Regions from separate parts of the Homo sapiens genome. Here regions 1, 2, 3, 4, 6 and 7 are each linked to region 5. Evidence: chromatin loops called from intact Hi-C (ENCODE). Cell type or tissue: K562. All regions are shown on one strand.

Evidence for each region. A loop is a pair of places that touch in the nucleus more often than their neighbours do. Peaks named below come from ENCODE experiments on the same cell type or tissue, not always from the same donor. Only the 100,000 strongest peaks of a DNase experiment are listed, where the experiment ranks them.
Region 1: a loop joins it to region 5, with 2.9 times the contacts of the local background. A loop is called at or near these places in 7 of 110 quality-filtered maps.
Region 2: a loop joins it to region 5, with 18 times the contacts of the local background. A loop is called at or near these places in 10 of 110 quality-filtered maps.
Region 3: it touches region 5 in a loop (11-fold over the local background); 6 of 110 quality-filtered maps call a loop at or near these places.
Region 4: it touches region 5 in a loop (4-fold over the local background); 10 of 110 quality-filtered maps call a loop at or near these places.
Region 6: a loop joins it to region 5, with 5 times the contacts of the local background. A loop is called at or near these places in 22 of 110 quality-filtered maps.
Region 7: it touches region 5 in a loop (9-fold over the local background); 26 of 110 quality-filtered maps call a loop at or near these places.

What each region holds. Positions count from the first base shown.
Region 1 is chr12:71,634,980-71,638,979 of GRCh38, reverse strand. It overlaps ZFC3H1 (zinc finger C3H1-type containing), which reads left to right. Exons shown (of 35, transcript NM_144982.5): 7 at 465-562; 8 at 1,921-2,130; 9 at 2,326-2,490; 10 at 3,400-3,537. Among named protein-coding and RNA genes, the nearest start is that of ZFC3H1, 27 kb to the left of the region's middle. In K562, a CTCF peak has its summit at 2,160 (motif pointing right); a DNase peak (open chromatin) is centred at 2,169.
Region 2 is chr12:71,549,678-71,553,677 of GRCh38, reverse strand. It overlaps LGR5 (leucine rich repeat containing G protein-coupled receptor 5), which reads right to left. Exons shown (of 18, transcript NM_003667.4): 5 at 390-605. All of the region lies in intron 2 of LOC105369833 (a long non-coding RNA gene), which reads left to right. Among named protein-coding and RNA genes, the nearest start is that of LGR5, 110 kb to the right of the region's middle. In K562, a CTCF peak has its summit at 1,939 (motif pointing right); no DNase peak of the experiment used is centred here.
Region 3 is chr12:71,369,325-71,373,324 of GRCh38, reverse strand. No RefSeq gene overlaps it. Among named protein-coding and RNA genes, the nearest start is that of LGR5, 68 kb to the left of the region's middle. In K562, a CTCF peak has its summit at 1,984 (motif pointing right); no DNase peak of the experiment used is centred here.
Region 4 is chr12:71,565,554-71,569,553 of GRCh38, reverse strand. It overlaps LGR5 (leucine rich repeat containing G protein-coupled receptor 5), which reads right to left. Exons shown (of 18, transcript NM_003667.4): 9 at 3,079-3,150; 10 at 2,854-2,922; 11 at 2,642-2,713. All of the region lies in intron 2 of LOC105369833 (a long non-coding RNA gene), which reads left to right. Among named protein-coding and RNA genes, the nearest start is that of ZFC3H1, 96 kb to the left of the region's middle. In K562, a CTCF peak has its summit at 1,785; a DNase peak (open chromatin) is centred at 1,783.
Region 5 is chr12:71,215,329-71,219,328 of GRCh38, reverse strand. LOC105369831 (a long non-coding RNA gene) reads right to left here and starts at 2,495. Exons shown (of 3, transcript XR_945081.2): 1 at 2,219-2,495. In K562, a CTCF peak has its summit at 2,151 (motif pointing left); a DNase peak (open chromatin) is centred at 2,148.
Region 6 is chr12:71,744,999-71,748,998 of GRCh38, reverse strand. No RefSeq gene overlaps it. Among named protein-coding and RNA genes, the nearest start is that of RAB21, 7.9 kb to the left of the region's middle. RefSeq lists a silencer at 925-1,134. In K562, a CTCF peak has its summit at 1,819; a DNase peak (open chromatin) is centred at 1,828.
Region 7 is chr12:71,391,017-71,395,016 of GRCh38, reverse strand. No RefSeq gene overlaps it. Among named protein-coding and RNA genes, the nearest start is that of LGR5, 47 kb to the left of the region's middle. RefSeq lists a silencer at 2,174-2,468. In K562, a CTCF peak has its summit at 2,272 (motif pointing right); a DNase peak (open chromatin) is centred at 2,276.

The sequences.
Region 1 (4,000 bases), 420 kb before region 5:
ATGGTCCATGTCCTCAACTTTCTTTTGCTCCACAAGAAGGGAATAATGAAGTCACCACATCATTGTTTTCCTTTGGCTAGGGCACTTTGGCAGAATTTAAGGGAATTTTTTGTTTCATTATTTCTTAAAAAATATGCTTGTGTTTTTTTTTGTTTGTTTTTTTAAAGTATGTTTCTGTCTTTTCCTGCTTTATTCCCTGTTCTCATCATTAGGTTAAAAGTGGAACAAAGTGAGAGTTTTGAGGGACTAATTATTAGTTTAAAGTGAATGGCTGACTTTATGATGATATGACAATTTTAAATGGCTGGAGGTGGACTCATGAGGGGTTTAAAGATTTTATCAGAGGTTGATAAAATCTAATTTGCACTCCACCTAGATGTATTTCTTCAAACATAACATAAACTTAATATATTCCTGATGAAGTATTTCTGTTATTAAACTCTTAACAAAAAATTTTTTTACAGCTCCTTCACCAGTGCAACCGCCATTTTTCTCTGAATGTTCATTGGGGTATTTTTCTCCAGCACCATCTCTTTCTTTGCCTCCACCACCTCAGGTTTCTGTAAGTCAGAATTGATTTCTAAGAAAATTATTTTGTCTTGTCTTTTCTAATTTGTTTTTAAAAACGAATGGTTAGGTTTGAAGAGGGCTTAAAAAATCAGAATTGCTTACCAAGAATTAATAGCAATGAAATACGTAGAATAAACAGTTGATTATACCAGCAAGCTATCCATTTGGTAGATTTTTTTCATAGCTAATTTTTAATTTCATGTTGACTTTTCGGTACCTATCATGTTTCCTTCTTCACTTTACTCTCAGATAGTAGCTACTCAGAAAATTTATTCAAAAACAGAAGTTATCTACTGTTTTGGACTGTCTCTTTTTTAGGGAATTGGAATTTACATGCATTAGGATGCTTCTAAAAATTAATACTCTCCTTTCTCCTCTTTTCATAAAAATGGTTATTTTTAACTTGAAAATCCAGCAAAAGAAAAGCATTTTCTATGAAGTTAATTTCTTTTCCCCCCCATCTCCAGTCCTCCCACTAAAAATAAAACAAAAAAATAAAAACAATAAAAGGAAAAGGAAAAAAAGGAAGTAGAGGAATCACACATTAAAAGTTTTGACATTATTTTTAGATTGAGAGGACCTAGAGATCAAATTGAGTATCTCTCAGTAGGTGTAAGAGGGAACTTTTCCGTTTCAGGAAAGACGTCTAGTGTCTTTCTAGAACATATATGGTGAGGGGAATATTAGAGCCGATAGTGAGAGAGAAAACAGCACTTTCTTCGTTGTAATGTTTTCTTTTTGGGAATGAATAAATGAACTAAATGCCAAGGGAAATAGTGGAAGATCTTTGATGCAAATACATATCCAAATTTAGGGATTTGTGTAAAATTAGTTTCCTTTATAGATATTCTTTAAGAAGCCATTTTAAGAGAGTAGTGGTGATTCTTCTTGATACTTAATTAATGATTAAAGTACTCTGGACTATTATTCACAGAATCCCTTGGTTTCTAATTTTTATTTTTTACTGAAATATTATGTCTTGGGTTTCAGTACCTCTACTTGCTTTCAGGTAGTCATCTAGAAGGAAGGACCCTGTATAGTTTGATATCTATATCTTCTAGAATGCTAAATGGATATAAGAATTGGAACAGAGAAGTTTCTATAATTTTCCTTGAAGTTAATAAATGTTTCAAATATTGTTGATTTTTTTTAAAATTGTAAAAATAACACTTTTTCGTGGTTGGCTATTGATTTCTGGTTTGTTTTGAGGTTAACATATACTTAGCTTACTATATTTACAGCTAAAATAATAATGTAAAGTTTATTTTTTTCTAGTTTAATATTGCTGCAGAGAGAAGCATTTGAGTTGATAAAATTTGCGTTGTAATTCTTTCTTTTTTTAAAAAATAGTCTCTGCCACCTTTGAGCCAGCCTTATGTGGAAGGCTTGTGTGTTTCTCTTGAACCTCTACCTCCTCTACCACCATTACCACCTCTCCCACCTGAAGATCCAGAACAGCCTCCAAAACCACCTTTTGCAGATGAGGAAGAGGAGGAAGAAATGCTGCTTCGAGAAGAACTACTTAAATCTCTAGCAAATAAAAGAGCTTTTAAGCCAGAGGTAATTTAGGTACCTAAACCTCTAGGTGGTGCTCTTGAGCTTAGCTTTACGGTAGTCCTACTTTTTTCTGGTTACTTGGGCATCATTGGGCTTTTCAGCAAAGTGGGGATAATTCTAACATGCTCAAGATTTTTAAAGGTGGCAGAAATTTATTTTTATTTAGGAATGTTTAATGTCTTTCTCTTCCTTATGTAGGAAACATCCAGTAATAGTGACCCACCTTCACCTCCAGTTCTGAACAATTCACATCCTGTGCCAAGAAGCAATCTATCAATAGTCAGTATTAACACAGTGTCTCAGCCTAGGATACAGAATCCAAAGTTTCACAGAGGACCCCGTCTTCCACGAACTGTGATCTCGGTAAAAACAAAAATTTAATGCTACTTTTATTCAAACAGTTATGATAAATTTCTATGAAGTTTAGCTGTCCTGTTTTCTACCCCTTGGTTTATTTATATACACACATATATTCACATATAAATACAAATTTTTAAAATTTATTTTTAATTTATTAATGATAAAATGAGAGCAACACCTTCACTTGAAAACTGGTAAGAGTTTGGTGATAGTGTGTTGGGGGAGGTATTGTTTTCATCAGAGTGGTGTACTTTCCTCTGACATTTCTTCAGCTTTTTTTCTATAGAAATGGGCTCATTCAGATTTTCTATCTTTTTGGAGTCAAAATTTTAACAAATTGCATGTTTTTTATTTCTCCCATCTCTTTGTATACTTTGTGTATGTTTTCCAACCAATGACTACACTATGATGGAAGAAATTATTTATGATGTTTATTAAGGAGGTTGAAATGATAGTTTGTTTCTACCTTGTTTTGTAATGGCTTCAAAGTAAAATAAATAGAACAAAGACAAGTTGAAATCTTTCCTGTTAGGTAAGCCAGTTTTGGCAATTTACCCTCTATATGTAACCACAAAGTACAGAATTTTGATAATTATTATGTAAAATTAACAAAATTTTTCTTTGGTTTTAAAAGAGTTAATTTAAATTGCATTGTGGTTCTTTATAATAGAAAGTTAGTGAAAATAAAATTTTAATGAGAGTAATTATAGAATAGAAAGTCTTAAAGAATATACAACATTTTATGTCTCAGTCATATAACCAGTATTGGTCGACTCAGTGGATTATGTAATACAACCCTAGAAGGAGCCATAGACTGTCTACTTGGAGCCCATTATTTTTGTGGATTGAAATTGAACAAGGTTAAATGACATCCTTTTGTTATCACGAGTAATAAATATATTGTCTTTGCAGCTTCCAAAGCATAAATCAGTGGTTGTAACACTAAATGATTCAGATGATAGTGAATCTGATGGAGAGGCTTCCAAGTCAACAAATAGTGTTTTTGGTGGATTAGAGTCCATGATTAAAGAAGCAAGACGAACTGCTGAGGTAAGTGCAATAATTAAAGGTGGAAAGAAAGATGACCTTTTGATGATCAGTAAAGTTTATTTTTTCCTGAAAATTAAACCATAAAGTTATAGATTTTTAATAACATTGATTTGTGGAAATATTTTAAGTATTTGTGCTATTAGGACTTTATATAATGAAGCATGTATCAATGTAGATTGATTTTACTATTAAAAGTTTCCATTATTTGTGTTTCCTATTAAGTATTTCCTTTTTCAAAATAGTAAAATTGGTTGGATAATTGTTCTGTGTAGTAAGGAGACTGTTGTTTTAGAGTTGTGTTGTGTTACCAGAAAACAGTTTTTATTAAAATGTATTCTCTAAGTACAACTTTTATCGTTTTTTCCCTATTTCAGTAGTTGTTTAGCTGTGATTTAATTCAATGATTTTCAGACTGTAGATCTTCACTACTTGGTGGCGTATACAATTTAGTAGTTATCAACCA
Region 2 (4,000 bases), 330 kb before region 5:
TTCTTATTAGATAATAAGAAGAGCATCTTTCAATTTGACCTGAATTATCAATTATTTTTTAAAATAAGGAATGTTTAACTTAGGTTACTGTACTAACTGTACAGTGCGGTGACTCCTTGTGCAACATGCAAGGGGCTTCTCTAAGGCACAGGTCATATTTCATTATCTTTGTATGCCCTGCTGTGCTTGGCATCTAGCAGGTAATTGATAAGTATTGTTTAAGTCATTTACACAATTGGAGCATTTATAAGTCATTTTGGGGAGGGGCTCAGGAGGTTTTCCTCCCTTAAAATGTCCCCATTTGAGCTTTGAAGAGCCAGCATTTTAAGGCCAAGGTCTTCCAGTGACATTAGAAACTGTTAAAAGAGAGCAAAATCAATAAAACTTACAGAACTACCAAGCTGGAGAGGTTTCCAAAGGCATAGTCTGGTATGTGGTGTATTTTGTTCAGGGCCAAGGTCATGGCTTGCAATGCCGATAAACTTCTAAAAGCCTGGACGGGGATTTCTGTTAACGCATTGTCATCCAGCCACAGGTGCCTCAGGGAATGCAGGCCACTGAAACAGCTTGGGGGCACATAGCTGATGTGGTTAGCATCCAGACGCCTGTGGAAGAAAGAAAGCAAGAATGGAAAAGAGAGCAAAGCCCAAGCAGAAGGTCAACTTTGCAGGAAAACCCTCCCCATGCATGATGAACAAGAGTGGAACAGGGCCTGGGGTCCCCGAGAGCCCTGACATCTGGAGCATTTTCCTCTCCAGATGATCTCTCCTTCTCATTCATGTGTAGACTGTTGCTTCCTAGGTCCTCTGGCTCTAAAATTCCATGGTGCTATAATTCTCTTCCAGGCTTGTAGGTAATGTTCTCTCATGGATGGAAGTGGCCTCCCCTGAGGTATGGAGTTTCAGTGTGATGATCTTTTAGTTTCTTTCTGACACTAGCATAGAGATATCCTTTTCCTCCTCCCACCCTAAGCCAAAGGAATGTTTTTGCTTTCCCTGACTGTTTTGAACATACTAAACATACTAGTCTAATAAGCTGTTCAGTAAGCTCTGGGAAAAGATTATTTCATTTCAGTATTTGAAGGAACTGCGTAATTTTTTTTTTTTTTTTGAGACGAAGTCTCTCGCTCTTGTCGCCCAGGCTGGAGTGCAATGGCGCGATCTCGGCTCACTGCAACCTCCACCTCCCGGGTTCAAGCGATTTTCCTGCTTCAGCCTCTCGAGTAGCTGGGATTACAGGCGTCTGCCACCACACCTGGCTAATTTTTACATTTTTAGTAGAGACAGGGTTTCACCATGTTGGCCAGGTTGGTCTCGAACTCCTGACCTCATGCGATCTGCCCACCTCGGCCTCCCAAAGTACTGGGATTACAGGTGTGAGCCACCGCACCTGGCCGAGTAATTTTTTTTTAATTTTTAATTTTTTTATTTTACTTTAAGTTCTGGGATACACGTGCAGAACATGCAGGTTTGTTACATAGGTATACATGTGCCATGGTGGTTTGTTGCACCTATCAACACATCATCTAGGTTTTAAGCCCCACATGCATTAGGTATTTGTCCTAATGCTCTCCCTCCCCTTGCCCCCCACCTGCCGACAGGCCCCCATGTATGATGTTCCCCTCTCTGTGTCCACGTGTTCTCACTGGAACTGAGTACATTTTTAAAGACTGTTAGAGACATGCCTCAGGGAAAACAGAGAAGGGGCCCTATCCTTTTTCTTAGGACAACACTGAAAGGCCTGAAAACTGCTGGCTTTCTTGCTTATCCTAACCATTTGTATGAAGCAGATGTTTGTTTTTCTGACATTTTAAATGAATAATAAAATTAACAACTTTCCAGCTTTTGCTTCCTTTTCCCACACTCCATTTTTATCTGTTTTAAAATGGGGAAATACATCTAAAAATAAGTCTGGTTAATGAGCTGTTGCCACCTAAAAGCCAGCAGAGGGAGTGCAATACATTTATTTTGCCCCAGTCCAACATAAACAGTGGCTATAATTTAAAGGTCCTAACTTTTCGTATGGAAGTGACAAAACTCACATCGTTTGCAATGTTCTGTAAGATGCATGAATACTAGAACCAACATCACTCAAACTATGCTTCCAACAGCTCTCACTTGTTTTTTTTCCCAATCTGCTTTTAAGACGCACACATTTGCATTTTCAAAGGTAGGATTAAAAAAAAGAAGAGTTGTATTTTAGTGGTCCACGTATTAGGAAGGAGTAGAAAATCAGAAGTGGATTTTGAAAAATGTTTTTGGAAGCATTTAAGACTAAACAGATGCAGGAAGCACACCAGGATCACAAAATAATCTCCTGCAAACCAAAATTAAACAATTTAGAAATGAAATTCTTTGTTGGGAGGAAGCTCATTTCTATAGAAAGCAGCTTCCTCACTTTTGGCCACTATGCCACTTCAATCATCTTCTGATTCCTGCTTCTACAGACTGAATGGGAAGGAACAAGCGATGCCTCAAAGGCCCTCCTTGGGCCACATTTTGATAATAGCTGAGATAACGTCACTTGGAGCAAATTTTAAGAGTTGGGTGTCATACCCCATTTACGATTAAATTTCCAATAGAACAACTATCATTGTCAGCAACAGAAACACAGCTTTCAAACATCTTAAGGTTTTGTCAACAAATGGAGCCACAAATGTTTAGAAAATTCAACACCATCTCTCTTTCCTTTCTCTAGCAACAATGTGCCTGGCTTATGCTCAAATAAGGTATAATTTCATCAGGAGATAAAGAGGTGATTGCTTTTGTTTGACTAGAAGTAAAGCACACATGTAAACTCTCCTTAACTATTGCACTGATTAAAGGATAGAGACTTAATAATATGAGCTTCTATGTTTTTGTTGATATGTTGACTGATCATTGCCAGTCGTTTATGCATTGAAAGTATGAGTGGTGGCTGGGCCCGTTGGCTCACACCTGTAATCCCAGCACTTTGAAAAGCTGAGGGGGGCAGATCACCTGAGGTCAGGAGTTCCAGACCAGCCTGGCCAACATGGAGAAACCCCATTTCTATAAAAAATACAAAAAAAATTAGCTGGGTGTGGTGATGCACATCTGTAGTCCCAGCTACTTGGGAGGCTGAGGCAGGAGAATCGCTTGAACCCAGGAGGCAGACGCTGCAGTGAGCCGAGATCATGCCACTGCACTCCAGCCTGGCCAACAGAGTGAGACTCTGTCTTAAAAAAAAAAAAAAAAAGAAAGTATGAGTGGTTTCTAAAAGTCTTGGGCTGCGCGCAGTGGTTCATGCCTGTAATCCCAGAACTTAGGGAGACAGAGGTCAGGAGATCAAGACCAGCCCAGCCAACACGGTGAAACCCCATCTCTACCAAAAATACAAAAATTAGGTGGGTGTGGTGGTGCATGCCTGTAATCCCAGCTACTTGGGAGGCTGAGGCACGAGAATTGCTTGAACCCAGGAGGTGGAGGTTGCAGTGAGCCGAGATCTTGCCACTGTATTCCAGCCTGGCCAACAGAAAATAAAAAAAAAATAAAAAAATAAAAGTCTTGAAAATGACAAAAAAGTTCATTGCAAACACTGGGATGCATTTATGGAAAAGGCTCTTTCAGCATGAAGTCATAGGATTGTCTTCTTTGGTATTTTATGTTCCTACCAAAGTTTCTGCTGTATCTTGAAGTGACCCAGGTATCAGTTCCCAACGTTAATATAGCCATTTCTCTGGACAAATATCTTTTATGAATCACGTTTCTTTTCCCCCCAGAAAAAAGGATATAATCTGGCCTCCACACTATTATCTTATACCAATTTGCTATCTGAAATGAAATGAGTAAGACAGGAGAATTCTTCAGAGATCGAACACTCTAAATACTAATATTCCCAGATTTAATGCTCAACAGCATAGACCTTCAGATGTCCTGAGTGAAGCATTAACACATCTCTCTACTAAACAGTTTCTTCATATAAGAAGCTCTCAATAAATGATACTCCTTCTAAATGCAGTGTTTTAGAGTTCATATCCACC
Region 3 (4,000 bases), 150 kb before region 5:
GAGGGAAGAGGAAATGTGAACAGAAAGAAGAACATGAGGAAGCAGGAGAGGACTGTGGTAGAGACTGTTACTTGTTCACTAATATTCATTCTTCCACTCACCACTTCTCTTAATATTTAGCTGGGCTTACCATTTTCTGTAACAGAGAATGCATTATTTTGTCTCCCCTGCAGCTAGCTAGGCCTTGGGATTAGATTCTAGTCAATGGGAAGAACGTAGATGCATTTGTGTGGACTGGAATGCACACATGTTGGCTGTAACTTCAGTAGTAATCTTAAACCATGGGGTAGAAGCCATATGTTCAGATTAGTGGAGACCCAAGTCAGAAGAAGTCATACCTCTGATCGTTGTAGAGTCATCATACTAGCCCTGATTTAATTATGTAGAATCCTAATTTTTGCAAAAAAGAAACAAATTTCTATCCTGTTTAAGCCACTACCATTTTGTGTTTTCTTTCACTTGCAGTTTAACATAATTATGACTGAAACATAGGTAGATGTCAGGACATAGGACATGGTGTGGAAGTTTCAATTGAGGTGGAAGATAACCTAATTCAGTGAGGCAGGAGGGAATAATGAAGTTATGGTTGCAGCTACAAATGTACTGATAAGTAGATAGTGGGAAGTTTAGAGAGTTGTTTTAAGGCACTGACTTTTAAAAGTAGGGTTAGTTGTTGAGAATAACAGAAGAGGTTTTAGTGGAGCATGTTTGAGGTGAGTCGTGAAGATTTAACAAAAATTATTGTGAGGCATGAGAGAGAGTGAGCTGAAAATATGGGTTTGGGATTGGCATTTTGGTTAGAGACAATACAATTGTAATGGTCAAGCACCATACATCCTATGATGCTCTATGGGATGGAAGAACATTCTCAGTTCTTAGAGGCATCCATTAATCCATTATTAGACTTCTGCATTATTGGAATAAAGAAGGGAAAAGGGAGTTTTGCAGCAATACTTTAGCCATATTTTATTAGACCTTTCTTATGTGATAGATGGGCTATGTGAATGTGCCAATATGCAGTAACACAGACTTCACTCCCACTGTAAAAGGAGCTAGTTTGGAAAGTTTGATCCTTGAAGACAGCTCTTAAACACAGTGGTCATGTATGGAAAGGTTGGTGGATACCATTTCTGAACACGTTGAGAAGTCAAAAAATTCCCTAACATTTCAGAGGTTACACCGTAATTGGCATCTTTAAGAAAAAAGGCGGTAATTTTAATTGGGCCGCTAACTCTTCACTGTTGATGTTTGATTCTGCCTAGTGTTATTAGGGCTGTTATGCAATAGCACACAGAAAGGGAGTGAAGAACCTCTACTTCAAGCCTTTTTTTTAAACTTAAGTAAGACTTTAGTAGACTAATATTTTGTTTTGATTTTATTGCTCTGGTGAAAAAATCATATCATTTAGTGATAAAATGAAACTTATGAACAAATGGTGTCATAATCATAATGAAATTTGTGTCACTGGTTTAATACTTGGCAGTTTTCAAGATACATCCAGAATATATGTTATCTAATTTAATCTACAAACAACACTGTAATGTAGGTTAATTATACCTACCTAATTTCCAAATGAGAGCATTGAGGCTCAGAGGGGTTAATGATTTTTGCAGAATACCAAACAAGCAAACATTGGAATTTAATTTTGACTCCAGGGTCCAGTGAGTGCATTATGCTGTGTTCATCTTCAATATGATGATTACTTACAATAAGTAATTAATCTGGACAGCTGCACTGTGAAGTAGGGGAGGTTTTCATTTTCCATGAAGGTTCTCCAAGTGTCTGAGACTTTTTCAAATTATTATTTAAAACTTCAATTTGCGGTTTGTGGTTGTTAGTTCAAGATAACATATCCACCTAAAATGGAGCTTCTCTTCTCTTGCATTTGCTCAATTTTTTAATGCCTATAAATCTTAAACTCTTGAGGATTGTCTTTGGAGGCACTGTTGAGTGAATAAAATATATCACTTCCCGTTGGCCTCTAGAGGTCACAAATGCAACAGAATCTTGCTCTCTTCTCTTCAAGAGTGTTTTAGACAGCCCACAAACCACTATGGTTTTGATGGGTGTGTGTGGTCACCATAATTCTTATGATTCTAATGATTACATTATAAAAATAAGGTTGCTTATGAATATGTCCAGAACATTACTTTCTTCACCAGAATTTTCAGAGTATCCATAGCCTTGGATAACAGAAAAAGGCAGTATGAAGATGTTTTTGTAATCTCTGGAAACTATTCTTTAAGCCAAGTCAGGATTATTTGCTGTTGCATTTCAAAGCTGGTTAATCAGTATACCAATGATAAACTTAAAAATAGTTACTTTATAAATATAAGCAATAACTAATCTTTAACAAACATTTTGTTATGTTTTTGTGTATAAAAATAAGAGGGAAAAGTATTGTTACTTTGCTATCTATGTGAAATAGTTAAAATTTACAATTTTCATTGGTTAAAATATTATGAAAATATTTTAAGAAGTAGTAAATTTGTGGTTAGGAGTACTTTGATTTTTTAAAAATATTTAGATCTATGGCATTTTCTTAATAAAAATCCCTACCACTTATTGGTCATTTATAACCCACCAGACATCATGCTAAGCACTCTCTAAACATATTATCCCATTTATTTTCACAACAACTGTATGCAGACTTTTAAAAGTTTGTGCTTTTTATTTATTTTTTCTTAGTAGTGTTTCTAACTCTTTCATATATATATATATACACACACACACATACACACACACACACACACATACACACACACACACACACACATATATATATATAGAAAGAGAGAGAGAGATCTGGAGACAATAAGCATAGCCATTTCAAATTTGAGTGACTATTTTAAATGAAAATACAGTCATATGTTGTTTAACTATAGAGACATGTTCTGAGAAATGTGTTATTAGGTGATTTTGTCATTTTGCAAACATCAGAGAGTCAATCCTAGATGGCACAGCCTACTACACACCTAGGCTATATGGTATAACCTGTTGCTCCTAGTCTACAAACCAATACAGCATGTTACTGTACTAAATACCATAGGCAATTGTAACACAGTAGTAATTATTTATGAGCTACACATATCTAAACATAGACATGATACAGTAAAAACCAGGTATAAAAGGTAAAAAATGGTACATCTGTATAGGGCACTTACCATGAATGGAGCTTGTAGGACTGGAAGTTGCTCTGGGTGAGTCTATGAGTGAGTGGTAAGTGAATGAGAGGGCCTAGGGCATTACTGTACACTACTGTAGACTTCATAAACACTGTACACTTAGAATACACTAAATTTGTAAATATTTTTTCTTAAATAATAAATTAATCTTAGCTTACTATAACTTTTCTACTTTATAAACTTAATTTTAAAAAAATTTTGACTATTTCATAATAAAATAGCTTAAAAGACAAACACATTGGACAGTTGAACAAAAATATTTTCTTTCACATACTTATTCTATAAGTATTTTTCCACTAAAATTTTTTTTAAAATTTTCTACTTTTAAAACTTTTTTGTGTGAAAAATGAAGACACAAACACACACATTAGCTAAGGCCTACATGGGGTCTGGATAATCAATTTCACTGTCTTCCACCTCCACATCTTGTCCCACTGGAAGATCTTCAGAGACAGTAACAGGCATGGAGTTGTCATCTCCTAGGAAAACATAGGCTTTCTCCTGGAATGCCTCCTGAAGGACCTGCCTGAGGCTGTTTTACAGGTAACTTTAAAAACTATATATGGCCAGGTGCGTTGGCTCACACCTGTAATTCCAGCACTTTGGGAGGTCCAGGTGGGTGGATCATGAGGTCAGGAGATCAAGACCAGCCTGGCCAATATGGTGAAACCCCATCTGTACTAAAAATACAAAAAAATTAGCTGGACATGGTGATGCAAGCCTGTAGTCCCAGCTACTCAGGAGGCTGAGGCAGGAGAATCGCTTGAACCTGGGAGGTGGAGGTTGCAGTGAGTCGAGATCATGCCACTGCACTC
Region 4 (4,000 bases), 350 kb before region 5:
TTCATCTGTTTGTTGGCTGCATGTATGTCTTTTTTTTTGAGAAGTGTCTGTTCATATCCTTTGCCCACGTTTTAATGGGGTTGTTTTTTTCTTGTAAATTTGCTTAAGTTCCTTGTAGATTCTGGATATTAGCCCCTTGGCAGATGGATAGATTGCAAAAATTTTCTCCTATTCTGTAGGTTGTCTGTTCGCTCTGATGATAGTTTCATTTGCTGTGCAGAAGCTCTTTAGTTTAATTAGATCCCATTTGTCAATTTTTGCTTTTGTTGCAATTGCTTTAGGCGATTTCATCATAAAATCTTGGCCCATGCCTATGTCCTGAATGACATTGACTAGATTTTCTTCTAGGGTTTTTATATTTTAAGTTTTACATTTAAGTCTTAATCCATCTTGAGTTAATTTTTGTATAAGGTGTAAGGAAGGGATCCAGTTTCAATTTTCTGCATATGGCTAGCCAGTTCTCTCAGCACCATTTATTAAACAGGGAATCCTTTGCCCATTGCCAAGCACTTCTTATATAAAGGTACCATGTTTATAGCTTTACTTGAATTATCTGGTTTAATTCCTGTGGCTACCTTATGAGGGAGACACCATAATTCTACCCATACAATATGAAATGACTTGCCTAAGCTGACCAGCTAGTAAGTGGGGAAAGTTACACATAACCTACAGAATGGGCTAAATAATTCCCATGCACATGACGCAAAACTAGTCATGTACAGTGAAATTTCCTCATGTAACAAGTACTCAGTGGATGAGTTAGCCAAAGGGGAGAGCTCTCAGATCTATACCCCCAGGAGAACATAAAGCACCTTGTACTAGGGGTGAGGCTCTGGGGTTCTAGTCTCAACTTCAGCTAATTCTACTTGGTTGATACACTAGCTAAGCATTGGTATCTTTCTCAGTTCTCCTAAATGAGAAGACACCATTTTGCAGGGTCATTGGGAAGAACAAATGAATATTATAGGTGAAAATGCTTTGAAAATGGCAAGATCTACTATGAATGTTATGTGTATTCCTCCCGGCTTTTCAAGTTCCAACTCAAGGAAAGAATAATGGTTCCAGGGAAGTGAGAAAGATGATAAAAGTTAACACTGACTGAGAGTTACAGTGTCCCAGGTGCTGCTGTAACTGTTTGACATGTAGTCATTTAATCAGTCCTCATGAGAACCCTCTGAAGGAAGTGGCTACATCTCCTTTTATAGACTGGGAAACTGAGCTCCAGGAGGAATAATAATGTGCTCAAGATCCTGTGCTGGCATATAGAGAGCTTGGATTTGAACCAGAAAAGTTGGCTCCACAGCCTTTGCTTTTAAAGTCATTTTGCCAGTGAGCCTCCATTCATGCAGTTCTAGACCTGAGTGGTTACCACTCATTGTGTGACATAGCAGAGAGAGATGCAGTTTAAACACTGGTTCCTTACTTACTAGCTCCAGTATGTAAAATCCTAATCATATAACTGCGCCAGTTTTCTGGAGAAATGGGGATGATTATACCTGTTCTGGGTGTGGTAGGCAGAATTCTAACATGGCCCCCCAAATTTCTACCACCTGATATACACACACTTTCTCCCAGTTATTCAATCAAATTGATTGTATTTGAATTCAAACTCGCTTCTTTCTTGCTTTGTGATTTTAACAAATTAAATTCTCTAATACTGCTTTCTTATCTGTAGCTGCACTTCATGGGGTGGGATGGGGTAGGGCAAAGAAAGATTTGCTCTATACTCCCTTTCTTCAGATGTGAATCACTGACTCCAAGGCTACCATGTGGTGTCACTGCACCCACATATCATTGAGCAACTGGAGTCTGAAGTGACACGGCAGGCTGGGGCTGGGGAAAGGCAGAATCACAGAGGCAGCCATTCCCGTTTATCTACTTAACATTCTGAGTGCTGCTAAGTAAAGCTTATAGTGAAATTGCAGGCGCTCAATTGCCACAGGTGCCTTCTATGTGAGTGCAGAGCCATGGCAAAAGATTAAGAGTCCTTTTATTAAGTCCCAACATGCTTGAGAGGACAATGATTGTGTTGAGTGGAAGTTGAGGGAGAAGGCTGAAAAATGGAAGGTCAAAACAAGTCTCCTTGAATCCATGTAAACTACTTTTTTTCATAACACATGGGAAAGGCAGAGGAAAAAAGTCCCAAGTCAATAGAAATAACATATGCAAGCTGTTTAACCATTACAGGAAACATTAGAACATGGCATTGACAACTATACTGGAAGGATGTTTGATCACCTTTATCAAGGATTGTGTGGATCTGAGATCTCAGTTTTTGATTTTGGCATCCATATTGGGTGGTTGATCCATTATGTTATTTTGTTCTGCTCTGCAAAGCCTTTAGAGGGGGAAATAAAGTGATTTTGGCCTCTTCATATCTTTTCTGAAAGAAAACATGTGCCAACTGAAAGTCTAGTGGGAGCTTGTTTGGGACTTAGAAAACAAAGGGTACATTACCATTTGTTACCAGGATCATGTCAGAGAGCCTGGACCAAAGAGGGCAAAGGAGGCTTGACCTCCTGCAGACCTGAAAGGAAAAACTTTCTCCTCTTTTAAAGAGATTATTGAAATCATGTCTGCCATTTCACCCCTAAATGGAAGTTGCCTGTTTACACAACATTATTGCCTTACTGATACGCACAGCACTTGGAGATTAGGTAACTGATTGCAGACGGTTTGAGGAAGAGATGAGATCTGTGCTCCAGTTAAAGTCCTGTTAAAACACAAACCAGACATAATTCTTTCATTCAGGCATCACACAGTGACATATTTTGACTCACTGATGTTAAGACTGATCAAGCTCTAATGGCAGTGTATGTTCTGGGCAAAGTCAAGAGTCTACTCAGTACTTACAGACTCTCCAGGTTTGCAGTTCCAGTTAAATCAGGAAATTCAGTTATTTGTGAGGCACCATTCAGAGTCCTAGAAAGAGGAGTATATAAGTATTACTGGTAGAAGATTCTAGACAGGGGTAATTTTTATTGCCATTTTCAAAGCACTTCAACCTATAATATTCATTTGGTTTTTCACAGCAACCCTGTAGAGGGAAAGTGATCCATAAGAGACATAGAAACTTACAGTGTTCTTAGTTCAGGTAAATGTTGAAAAGCAGATCTCCCAACAAACTGGATGGGATTGTCATAGAAATGTCTAAAAGAAACCCAAACAGCAATTAATATCTTAGTATAAAATTTGAAAGATGAATATCTGTTCAAAATTTGAACAAATACAGTAAATGTACTTATGTAATTTTAATTATACTGTATTACATAACATTCCCAATTCCTTGGTTTCAGGCAAGCCTCAAAAGTGTTTTGACTCGCAGTATGAGATTTTTGGTAAGGAATCTGTACTATATAAAATTGAAGATTTCTGACAACAAGGGAGATATGAGTGATAGTTACTAAGGAGAAAAGCAAGTAAATTGAATACTTAACAGTTTCCTCTCCCTCCAACATCTGTAGAATATCCATTGAGTGGCAAAAAGGTAATTCAAAGTACTGGCAATCAGATCATTACTTAATGAAAGACGAAGTCTATCTATCGATATCAACTGAAGGTTATTATATCTGCTGGTCACCATAACATACACAAGAGACTCATCAGATTATTGGAGAGGAAATGAGCTATTCTGGCATATGTCTAAAATTAGAATTTTCTTGAATTAATTATTGTTTTAAAAGGTGAGACATTATTAGAGATTAAAAAATATTTTGTTTTACAGATGTTTTCAATGTAGTGGTATTTGAACTGCCTGGTCAATGGAGTGCCATATACTTTTTAGCTGAGTCATTCTTCTAGTCCAATTAAACTCAACAAATATTCACTAATGTCTACCACGTTTAAAGTATGAGGGTAGGTATGTGAGGATTTAAAGATTGATTCATTAAAAAGCTGTCATTGGGTAACTACTTTGGACTTGGCATTATACTAGATGCTGGGGGTTTGAAGAAGAATGATAAGATGTTCCTGTGGTAAAGGAGCCTGGATTCAGTTGGGA
Region 5 (4,000 bases):
CTAAAGGCTTAATCTTCAATTGGAAATTGGTCCAAATGTTACTTCATCATTTTAAGCTGTGGGACAGTCATAAAAGATGAAATAAAAGGAGAGATGTTAGGGCTCATAGCTCAGGTTGCTATCACAAATAAAATCTCTACACCCTCGGGCTCTTCTCTGTTAAGAGGGTTTCTAAAGAGTATTTGGCCAAAGTATGGGAGGACTTAATATTCCCATTTCACACCCTAACTTAATCCATTAGTATCCAAACAATGTTAGCGGTTATACTTTGGGATATTGAGTGGGAGAGAACTGGCTGAGGCTCTAAGGAAACTTTCTATGGTTTAGGGAGCCATTAGGAAAAAGCTTCTTATTCTTGTAAAAATTTCTCAAACTTTCAGGGCTGGGTTCCTGTGGCTGGCTGATAGTCAGCCTCAGTTAGATTCTTGCCAAATTGAGCATCAACAGCTCATTTGGCTTGGAAGAAAAAGAAATGAGAAACAACTGACATTTGTATACTTGAAATTATGAGCTGTTTCTCTAACAAAGAGACCAAACACTTTGGGCTTGTTTTCCAGTAAACATACACACTGAACAATCTGGCCGGCTAGCAGCTGGCTGTGCATATGTAGGGCATATGTGAACACATATGGATGCATAAAACTCACATATGTTCACTTAAAAGGACACTGTCAAGTCATTTTATGGCTTTTTTTTTTTTGTTCTCTGGGCTCTATTGTTTATAAAATCTTCTTAGAAGCTTAAAAATACAATTTCTTTCCCTACTGATTTTTTGTTCTTTCTTTCTTTTTTAAAGCAAGTATTTGGAATGGCAATCAAATAAATGGAACTGGTTCTATTTAATACCTAATCCTACTTAAGCATACACAGCAAAGTACATTGTCCGATCAGAAGTAAAACACTATGAAAGAGACAATTCCTTATGAAGAGAAAAATAGGCACATTCTGTCTTCAGAGGAGACATTTCAAATTAAATAGTACTTACAAGATTATTTTCTGGCATTCCAATGCTTTTAGTGTGTGTTAGATATTTCATATGGATATTAGTGACTATAATAAATCATATTTTCTACTTTCTAAAATATATTTTAGCAATATTCTTCTAGCTTCTTTATTAAGTAGAGGTCTTTTAAAAAAATCTCTGCTTTGGGCAAATGCTGTGAAGAATCAAATCAAAATAGCCCAACAACCTGAAAAGATGCTAAAAAAAAATCACAAACAGTCAGAAAAACAAAAAGTAAATAATAATAAGTTATCATTTTACACCCATCAAGCTGAGAAAAAGTAAAAAGCAAAACTGTACATAGCAAGTGAAGATGTGAGGGAAGGAGTACTTTCATACGTTGCTGGGGAAATGGGAATTTTAAGCAGCTTTTTGAAAGTAAATTTGGCAACATTTCATAAATTAAAAAAATATATACTTATGTCCGTACCAGTGCATAAGGATATAGACAACAGCAGCATTATTTAATGTGGCAAAAGTAAAACCAAGTGAATGCCCTTCAATAGGGACTGTTGGTGAATAAATTAAGGCATATTTATACCATAGAATATAATATAGCCACTCAAAAGAGCAAAATGGAGCAATACCAGTTGACTTTGAAGAATTACCACCTGGTATTGTTGAGATAGAAAAGTAACATGTATAGAAGAACATGTGAGTCTACATTATGAATCAATGACCAAAACAACTTTTGTATGTATTCATTTGTCTCTCTATAGTCTATCTATCCATTTGTATAAGGTTATATGATGGAAAAAATATGAACAGATACATACCAGGTTGTTAAGGTGGGTTTTCTGGAAGGGGTTGGGGGAATTGTGGTGATGGTAGGTGAGGAAGCTAAACAAAAAGGGAAGAATCTAATATAGGCAAAATCCAGTAAGAAATGGTCATATTTATGCAAAATTCTGTGTGTGTACATTCAAAGGAATACTTGAAATAATAAGAGATCATTAAAATAAAGACATTCTCATCTTCTACCAGAATCTCCATGGATAACAATAAAGGAGGATGTGACAGTTCCGACAAACTCAAATAATCCTGGAAAAAACTGAACTTGAGGGTTGGCTGAAGGTTTATATGAATTTCCCATGGAAGAACAAGATAAGCAGGTTGCATTCAATCATTTCAGGGTACTGGTGCCACCAAGTGGTGTCTGGAGCAATTGTTGGTGGCATTTTATTACCCCACTAGTGACAGAACCTCTTGGCTTACCTATGCCTTCCATGGTAGTAAACAGAATGGGGATGTTTACTACCCCCCGTGGAGTTCTCCGTGGAGTGAAGCACACACCTGTGATCCTGGCACTCAGATGAACAGGAAGTATGAAAAAAATGAGTATGAAGCAAACAGCTTTGGCCCTGGAATCTGATCTCACCTTGGTTTCTCCTGCTGGCAATTGCTCTACCATGCCTGACCTTTACCTATCAAGTCCCTTGAGATGTGTTCAAAAGTTTATAACTACTTGGACCAGTGTCACAACTTGTATATCTTCTTTAACTGCTTTAACTGTGATTTTAGATAATGTCTCATATAGGTTTTCTCTTTTTATTGCTGCCATCGTGGCTTGGCCTTTCCTTATGTCTTCACTGGTGTCATAAAAATGTTCATGGGCTTTCCTAGCCTCAGTCTCTCTCTGCTCCAATCGAGCCATAACCCACTTCTATGCTAAGCTTCCTGAAGTTCTGGTCATTTAACAACACTACTGAAAAGCCTTCAGCTGTTTCTCTGTAACTACTAGCAGAGTGTGACCTCAGAACTCAGCACAGACTTTTAACAGGGTGACTCTAATGTCTCAATTTGCCCAGTATAGCCCCAGTTTCCTTCTATTGTCCCACTGTAATCATTATGGCTTTCTTCATTTTCAACATTGTCCTAGTTTAGATATTACATTTTATGGATACCTGAGCTTTTATCTACTTAGTTCTCCTTCCTCTAATATATTAGAGATATGCAGGCATTATGTGATTTGGTGGGCACCTGGTGTTGATGAGTCCACAGCTCCAGGCCTCTACAGGTCAACTAGTTGTATGCATATATAAGTAGGCTAACAGAAGAAAGTGTAAAGTTTGTGGTGGATAGAGAAATTGGACTCAGAGAGGGCTCATATCTGAATTAGAACATCTCTGTGTGTGTGTGTGTGTGTGTGTGTGTGTGTGTGTGCTTTGAACATTCACAAACTAAATATAAATTATTTGGGATTTATCACCCTATTTAAAATTTATTTTCTTCTGTAATTTATATAAAGGCAGTTTTTGAATTTTAGTAAGAAAATCTGCCTTTACATTTTTAACTAATTTATTTTTAATTTGTATGGACACATTATAGTTGTACATGTTTTGAAACATATGTGACACTTTGATGCAAGCATACAATGTATAATCATCAAATATGGGTAGTCGGGATACCCATCACCTCAAACACTTATCATTACTTTGTGTTGGGAACATTCCAATTCTACTCTTCTAGTTATTTTGAAATATACAATGAACTATTGTCAGCTAAAGTCGCCCTAAGTGTTTGTGCTACCAAATACTAGATCATATTCCTTCTTTCTAACTGTATTTTTGTACCCATTAAGCAACCTCTCTTTATCCCTTCCTCTCCACTATTCTTCCCAGCCTATTTTTTGGCTCCCACATATGAGTAAGAACATATGCCATTTGCCTTTGTGTCTTTGGCTTATTTCACTTAACATAATGTCTTCCAGTTCCATTAATGTTGTTGCAAATGACTGTATTTCATTCTTTTTATGGTGAAATAATATTCCATTGTGTATATATACCACATTTTCTTTATCTGTTTATCTGTTAATGAGCACTTAGGCTGATTCCATATCTTGGCTATTGTGAATAGTGCTACAACTTTTGTATTTTTTATGTAGCTCTTTTAGTGGATAAGAAGAGCACTATTTGGGACCTAATGAATATCACACTCATAATTCATTACCAAATGAGAAAAATATTCAACTAAGTAATAATACAGTCATGCTAAAAA
Region 6 (4,000 bases), 530 kb before region 5:
CATTTAAACATTTGACAATGCACAAGACAGTGCCCCACAACAAGTGCCCCAGCCCAAAATGTCAATGTTGCCAAGGTCAAGAAACCCTACTTTAGCCTAATGAAGTGTGTATATTTTTACAGCCCGTCATAATTATAAATCCACTGGTTATATTAAGTTATGGAGGCAAACAGAGAGTAGGGCTGAACAAGTAGTAAAAGAATAAGAAACTCAAAAGCTCGAAGAAACTATTTCCAACTTTGCCAGTATTATCTATGCATGTCTTTCACATAGTCATTTAAGTATTTTCTCAGCTTCATTTCTCCACGTAGAATTATCTTGTATCCCCAAGGCACTTTTAATCCTCCATTGAACATTGGTTCCTTTTAGCAACTGTTACAGAAAATACATTCTTATTCTAATTAGATTTTTCCTCAGAGACAAAAGGAGAATTCAAAAACACTTTTATAACTACTTGGAGAAATTCTAGTACTTACAGATGCACTGTTTCTATATCACTTTTCTACAAGTACAAGAAATTTCAAGGAATTTGGGTTAATATACTATAATATGCATCCTTTCAAAAAAGAATAAGTTGAGTATTAGGAGCTAAAGTGTAGAAAAACAGGAGTACAACAGGAGAGATAAACGAACCTGAAGAAAAACAAAACAAAACACGATTCCTGCAGCTGCCACAGTGGAGGGAGCTGAAATTGGGGGTTTGCCAGCAAAGCAGGGATTTTGTCTGCTATGCGCTAGAACTGTGTCTGTCACATTTTTGTATCTCCAGTTTCTGGAATGTAGTGCTCAATTAATATGTGTTAACTGAAACAAAGGAATGAATGGAGCTAAGCCTATAAAATACTGTGTATTAAAAATGAGGTTTGAGAAATACTCCTGGGCATATGGAGCATTGTTAAATAAAATTTACTCAAAGCAGCCGGGTGTGGTGGCTCATGTCTGTAATCCCAGCACTGTGGGAGGCCCAGGCAAGTGGATGACACGAGGTCAGAAGTTTGAGACCAGCCTGGCCAACATGGTGAAGCCCCATCTCTACTAAAAATACAAAAAATAAGCCAGGCGTGGTGGTGGGTGCCTGTAATCCCAGCTACTCGGAAGGCTGAGGCAGGAGAATCGTTTGAACCGGGAGGTAGAGGTTGCAGTGAGCCGAGTTCGCACTACTGCACTCCAGCTTGGGCAACAGAGCAAGACTCCATCTCAAAAAAAAAAAAAAAAAAAAATTTACTCAAAGCATTTTCCATCTTAAGCCTCTAATAAGGGTAATAGAATAGCAGCTATCAACTAATGTGTAATTTCTATGAATGAATCCCATTTATTCCTTTATTGCTCAATCATTCAGCAACCTTTGTTGTTGAGTGCCTGGCAAGATGTCTCTGCCATCATGGAGCTCATATTCTAGTGTGGGAGGCAACACAGAAACAATTACAATATGTGTAGTGATCATGTTTGATATCTACCCAGCATGCACACCCCTTTCTCCTTTCAATCAAAATCCAGTCCCTGCTTAGCTATCTACCCTCCCCGGTGTAGCCCAGGTCCCCACAGCTTTGGGTCAGTTCTAATCTCATTCCCCTAGGTTCTTTGCAGCTTTTTTTTTTTTTTCTTAATAGAGATGGAGGTCTCACTATGTTGTCCAGGCCGGTCTAGAACTCCTGGGCTCAAGTGATCCTCCTGCTTCGGCCTCCTGAGTAGCTGGGATTACAGGTGAATGCCACCATGCCTGGCCTCTGCAGCTTCCAAAGCCACTATTTGTACATCTGAAGCAATCTTTCAAATGCTTCTCACTGGCAATAAACTGAGCTGTAATTGTAGTCACTGGCCACAGAGAGGCACTAGCAGCCCAATAAAATTTACCAGGTTGGCCAGCATACATTTAAAGCTGCCAGCGTAATTCAAAATTTAGGTGTCCTTCAACATTAAAAAGAAGGAAACCATGGGGAGATTTTTTTCTGAGTTGTAGAAAACAAGAATATTCCAAAATCCTATGACTCTTGGGTGGAAAAGGGGAGAAGATACAGTTCACAAGCCATTTTTCCCTAAGTTGTTAACTAAAAGTGTCCCAAGAAACTTTACATATGTTTGTCAAAGAAGGAATTTAAGTCCAATGTTCAGCTTCTCAGATCTTTCCACCAGTTTCTACTAAAAATATACACTCTCAAGAGTTAAAAAGGGAAGGCAAGTAAAGAAACCGAAAACGTTGTTTAGTCATAAATATGTAAAGTCGTTCCTCAGTATTCATGGGGGATTTGTTCCAGGGTTCCTCATGGATACCAAAATCCATGAATGCTCAAGTCTGTTATATAAAATGGTGTAGTATTTGCATATACCCTATGCACATCCGAGTTTCACTCTGGTTGCCCAGGCTGGAGTGCAGTGGCGTGATCTTGCCTCACTGTAACCTCCACCTCCTGGATTCAAGTGATTCTTCTGCCTCAGCCTCCCGAGTAGCTGGGATTACAGGTGCTCACCACCACGCCTGGCTAATTTTTGTGTTTTTAGTAGAGATGGGGTTTCACCACATTGGCCAGGCTGGTCTCAAACTCCTGACTTCAGGTGATCCACCCACCTCAGCCTCCCAACTTTCTGTATACTTTAAATCATCTGTAGATTACTTATAATACCTAATACATTGTAAATGCTATGTAAATAGTTGTTATACTACATCGTTTAGGGAATAATGACAAGGAAAAAAGTCTGTACATGTGGAGTACAGACATTTTCTTTCTTGAATATTTTCTATCCTCAGTTGGTTGAATCCACAGGTGCAGAACCCACAAATGGTGGGCCAATTGTATTTTATTTTGCCTTTAGAAATTGTATTTTGAAATAACCATGGCATGAAGCTTACCTAATTATATCAGATGGAAGTGTATGTTTGAGATGATTGGTAATAGGATGTATAACAGCAATTTTTTTTTTTTGAGATGGATTTTCACTCTTGTTTCCTGGGCTGGAGTGCAATGGTACAATCTTAGCTCACCGCAAACTCCGCCTCCCAAGTTCAAGCGATTCTCCTGCCTCAGCCTCCCAAGTAGCTGGGATTACAGGCATGTACCACCAAGCCCGGCTAACTTTGTATTTTTAGTAGAGACGGGGTTTCTCCATGTTAGTCAGGCTGGTCTCGAACCCCCAACCTCAGGTGATCCGCCCACCTCGGCCTCCCAAAGTGAACAGCAATTTTTTAATTACTAAAAAGTTTCAGTTCAGAATGGTAACAGTCTCAATGAGTCAGTCTGCAGTATGTTGATTTTTAAAAACTAGATGCCACTAGTCATATGAAACTGGAAATTCTAGAGATATTTGTCTATTTGAGATGGGCCTGAATGACTATTCTTTCGCATCTTCTTGAGAAATCAGTCAGTGTAGAGAATTTTAAAAGCCTCTTTAATAAAGAAATTGCTTTGCCCTGGTGAAATAATTTGGCTGAGGATTCTTACAGATTTGTGATGTTGAGATTGGAGAGCTTTGGGATAGCTGTAGTCGAATGGGAAGTTTGTAAGTATTAATACTAGTGTATACTGAGAATTATACCATTCAGTACCACTTATTTGAGTGTTTTTTCCTATTGGTTACTCATTCCTACTTGGAAAAGATTTTAATTAAAATCCAGCTGTTGTTAGGCCAGGCGCAGTAGCTTGCACTGTAATCCCAGCACTTTGGGAGGCCAAGGCAAGAGGATCACTTGAGGCCAGGAGTTTAAGACCAGCCTGGGCAACATAGTGAGACCCCCCCATCATCTCTACCAAAAATTTTTAAAAAAATAAAATCAGCTAGGCATGGTGGTGCGCATCTGTAGTCCCAACTACCTTCAAGGCTTAGATGGAAGGATCACTTGAGCTTAGGAGTTTGAGGCCACAGTGAGCTATGATCATGACATTGCATTCCAGCCTGGGTGACAGAGCAAGACCTTATCTCTAAAACAAAACAAAATCTTACCATTCTCCTATACCCCTTTTTAAGTACTTCCTAGCATGTATTATTGAGTATTATAATTACTTAT
Region 7 (4,000 bases), 180 kb before region 5:
GCTGAAGAAATTTTATAGAGGCTTGCTATAGAATTTCAGGCATTGTAGCCTGGTTATAAATAGCTGAGAGACAGTTTCTACCATTAGATCACTTTAACATCCAGCAATTGATCTGTATCTTTCAGTACTTGAAGTGAAAGAGGGAGAACCACAAATTGTGATGCGGCATCTAAGAATAGTTAATTAGTGCATGGATTATGTTTTCAAACTGGAAAACAGTGGGCAATGCTCAGAAGTTAAGAGGTGAAATATGGAGGCATTAATTCATTTCTCTGACTATAACTTATGAGTACTTAATGTGTGCTCTGCACTGTTTTAGGAGCTGGGGAAACATCAGTAAACAAAACAAGTTTGTGCCACCACAAAGCTTATCTTCTAGTGCAAGATACAAATAATAAAAAGTTAACAAATGTGTAATATAATGTAAGGTAATAATAAATGCTTTAAGAAAAAATATGCAGGATGAAGGGATAGAATGATAGGTGTTCTAATGTAGATGAAATAGAGACTGCTTCTTTGACAGGTGACAGACAGTTGAGCAGAGACCTGACTGAAGCGATAGAGCCACTTATTGGAATACTGGGAGGAGAAATCTGTTCAGCAGAGGAAACTGCATAGACAAAAACCCCTAAATTGGGAAAAAGCATGGCTTTTTCAAGTAGCAGCAAGGAGGGCAGTGTAGAGTGGGATGAACAGGACATGCAGTTGGAAAGTAGAGCCAAGGATCATATTAAGATGGGCTTGTAAACTAAGGTAACAGGTTTGGATTTTATTTTGAATGTGATAAAAAGCCACTGGAGGCTTTAAACACAGAAATAATTAAATGTAGCATTTTTTGGGCTATAACAGACGAGTGGAAGCAAAGTATTTGTTATGAGGCAGTTGTAGTAGTTAGCAAAGTGAAGGTTTATGAAGAAAAGGATCAAAGTAGTAGCTGTGTAGTTGGTGAGAAGTGATGGGATTTGGAATGTATTTTGAAGGTAAATTCAGAATTTGCTAATGGTTTGGGTATGGAATATGAAAGACATCTAAAGAGACTACAGGTTTTGGGTCTAAGCCATTGGGCCAATAGTGATGCCATTAAATTACATATCTACAGATTTAAGAAGAGATGGCAGGAGGTAAACTGGAGGGAAGGCAGAATGACAGCCAAATAACTCTTATCAGGGCTGGACTGAAAGCAGGAAGTGGGTGAAGGTAGTCTGATGGGTTGGCTATGGAGTAAGTACATTAACCCGGTTTCATCATTTGCCTACATTTTTTCACATATCAATGTCTAATTACTGATGTTTCAGTAAGATGTGAACTCGCCGATGTTTTGCTTTCACAGTGGTTCTTCCAGTATCTTTTCATTATAATCTTAGCGGTTGTGTTAATCCATTAACTGCCTACAAAAAGTGGTTAATTGTTGCCATGTCTGGAAACTATGTTGAAGAAGCAGTTGGTTTCTTGGTTCCCTCTGCACTGGAGTGTGATCTGTGGTGACTTTTATGGATTGGGAAGAAAAGTGAAATAAATCATATGATAAATGAGCATTGGACTGGGAGTTAGGCCTACTGAGTTTCAGACAATCCCAACTCTATTAACTGTGTGACCTGGGATAGGACATCGAAACTCTAAGGGCCTTGGTTTTCTCATCTACCTAGTTAGTGGCTTAGATAATCTATATAATAGAATAATCCTTAGTACACTAAACTCTAGCCTGTAGTAAGACTGCACATTCTAATCTAAAATATTTATTTATAATAGTCAGTGTATTTGTAGGATGGCAATGGCTGAAAATAATAGTAGAAAACACACATGGAAAGCAGCTTTAAAAGTGAGGATAATTTATTATAACATAAAAAAAGATTCTGAGTTAAGGTGGCTCCAGATTTGATTAATATTTATTACCTTATAGGATTATTATGAAGCTTATCCTATGAGGTAATAAAGTTATCTCCACTTTACAGATGTGTTAACTGACAAGCAAAAAGTTTAATTCATTTTTTCGGTCACGAAGCGAGTAAGAAGTACAGCAAGGTTTTATTTACATAGGCTGCCTAACTCCTAATCACGCTTTTAATTGCTAGGCTCTACCGCCTTTTTTGGCCACTAAATCAGGACACTTTTAATGACCTTGTTTTCTTTGTCTCCTGATATCAAGATAAGTGGGAAACCATTTATATACTTGAAAAATAATAATCACCAGATTAACTACCCAGTACCGGTGAGAGCTGATTCATGGTCTTACAAGAGAAAGGTTGCTATTTTTAACATGCAGTGATAGCCTTTGACCACTAGAGGACACTTTGTAGACAACATCTTTTAGGACACAGCGACTGCCTTCACTAGCCTTAGCTCTTCAGTCAGTACCATGTTTTATGCCTCAGAAAAGAGGGTCCTCTGGCTACTGCTGAAAGTCTGCGTCATAAGCTCCTCGTGGCCATTTGGGGGTTCTAGCTTTGTCTCAGAGTGGCTCCCACGTTGGAGCTATCTTCCAAATTCTGTAAGTAATATAGGCTAGGTATTATACTTTCTACTTATGCTAAATGTACTCAGCTCTCCATTGGCACATCTGTTTCAGGTAAACACCTATGTTTAAATTAAATTTAATTAAATTATTATTTTTATGCAATATTCCTATGATCCTGCTCTTGAGTTATCATAATCATTTAACTATTAGAAAAAAATTCTAGGATTGGCTAATGTTTTTTGTAAGTCTAGGCTTGTCCATGTTGATATCACCTGATAAACATTTTTTTGGGTGAGGGTACAGGGTCTTGCTCTGTCATCCAGACTGGAGTGCAGTGGCATGATCACAGCTCACTGCAGCCTTGACCTCTCTGGCTCAGGTCATCCTCCCACCTCAGCTCCCTAAGTAGCTGGGACTACAGGTGCATGCCACCATGCCCGGCTAATTAAAAAAAAAATATTTTTTGTAGAGACAGGGTCTCACTATGTTTCTCACTATGGGTCAAACTCCTGGGCTTATGCAATCCTCCCGCCTTGGCCTCCCAAAGTGCTGAGATTATAGGCATGAGCCACCGTGCCTGGCCAAGTCGGTACACTTTCTAAAAGCAGATCTTTCTCTCTCTCTCTCTCTTTTTTTTCAATGAAGTCTCCAACATATATGGGTACTTACAATGCCACCCAGTGATGAAGTTGATTAATATTTGTAGTTGTAATTAAACTAGACAAATCAGAAACACAAAGTTTTTTCCAAATAATAGACTTAAGTCCATTTCTAGGTTCACAAATATACTTGTCATATTAATAGGGTAGTAGTGAAAGACAGAGTGACCATAAAACTCTTGGTGGTGCCTTCCAGTTCATCGAGATGTGTGGTTCCCTGAGGGTTTCAGGTATTTATACTAGTACTAACCTTAGTTTTTAAAATAATTTATCTAATTTTAAGCTCCTATTGTTAAACATTTTTGAAATCATAGTTTCGTATATAGAGTTCTTGAAGAATGGTATCTATGAAATAATTGAGATAACTTGTGATAATAATACCACAGTTTTTAATATATTTATAATTTATAACATCTACAGAAACCTATTGCAGTAGTTTTTACTATTTATTTATTTATTTTAAATCTTGAGACAGAGTCTCACTCTGTCACCCAGGCTGGAGTGCAGTGGCATGATTTTGGCTCATAGCAACCTCTGCCTCCCGGGCTCAAGCGATCCTCCCACCTCAGTCTCCTGAGTAGCTGAGACTACAGGCTCATGGCACCATGCCCCATTAATTTTTGTAGAGACAGGTTCTCACTATGTTGCCCAGGCTGGTCTCGAACTCCTGTGCTCAAGTGATCCACCTGCTTTGGCCTCCCAAAGTGCTGGGATCACAGGTGTGAGCAACTACACCTGGCCTGCAGTAGATCCCTTTTTCATTTAAATTCAGGCATTAAATGGGATATTATTATAACTTAATTCTTAAGTCTCTCTTTTTTTTTTTAAGAGAAGCCCAAACCTTCGATTATACCTATTTATGACCTCTTATTAATGACTTTGCAAG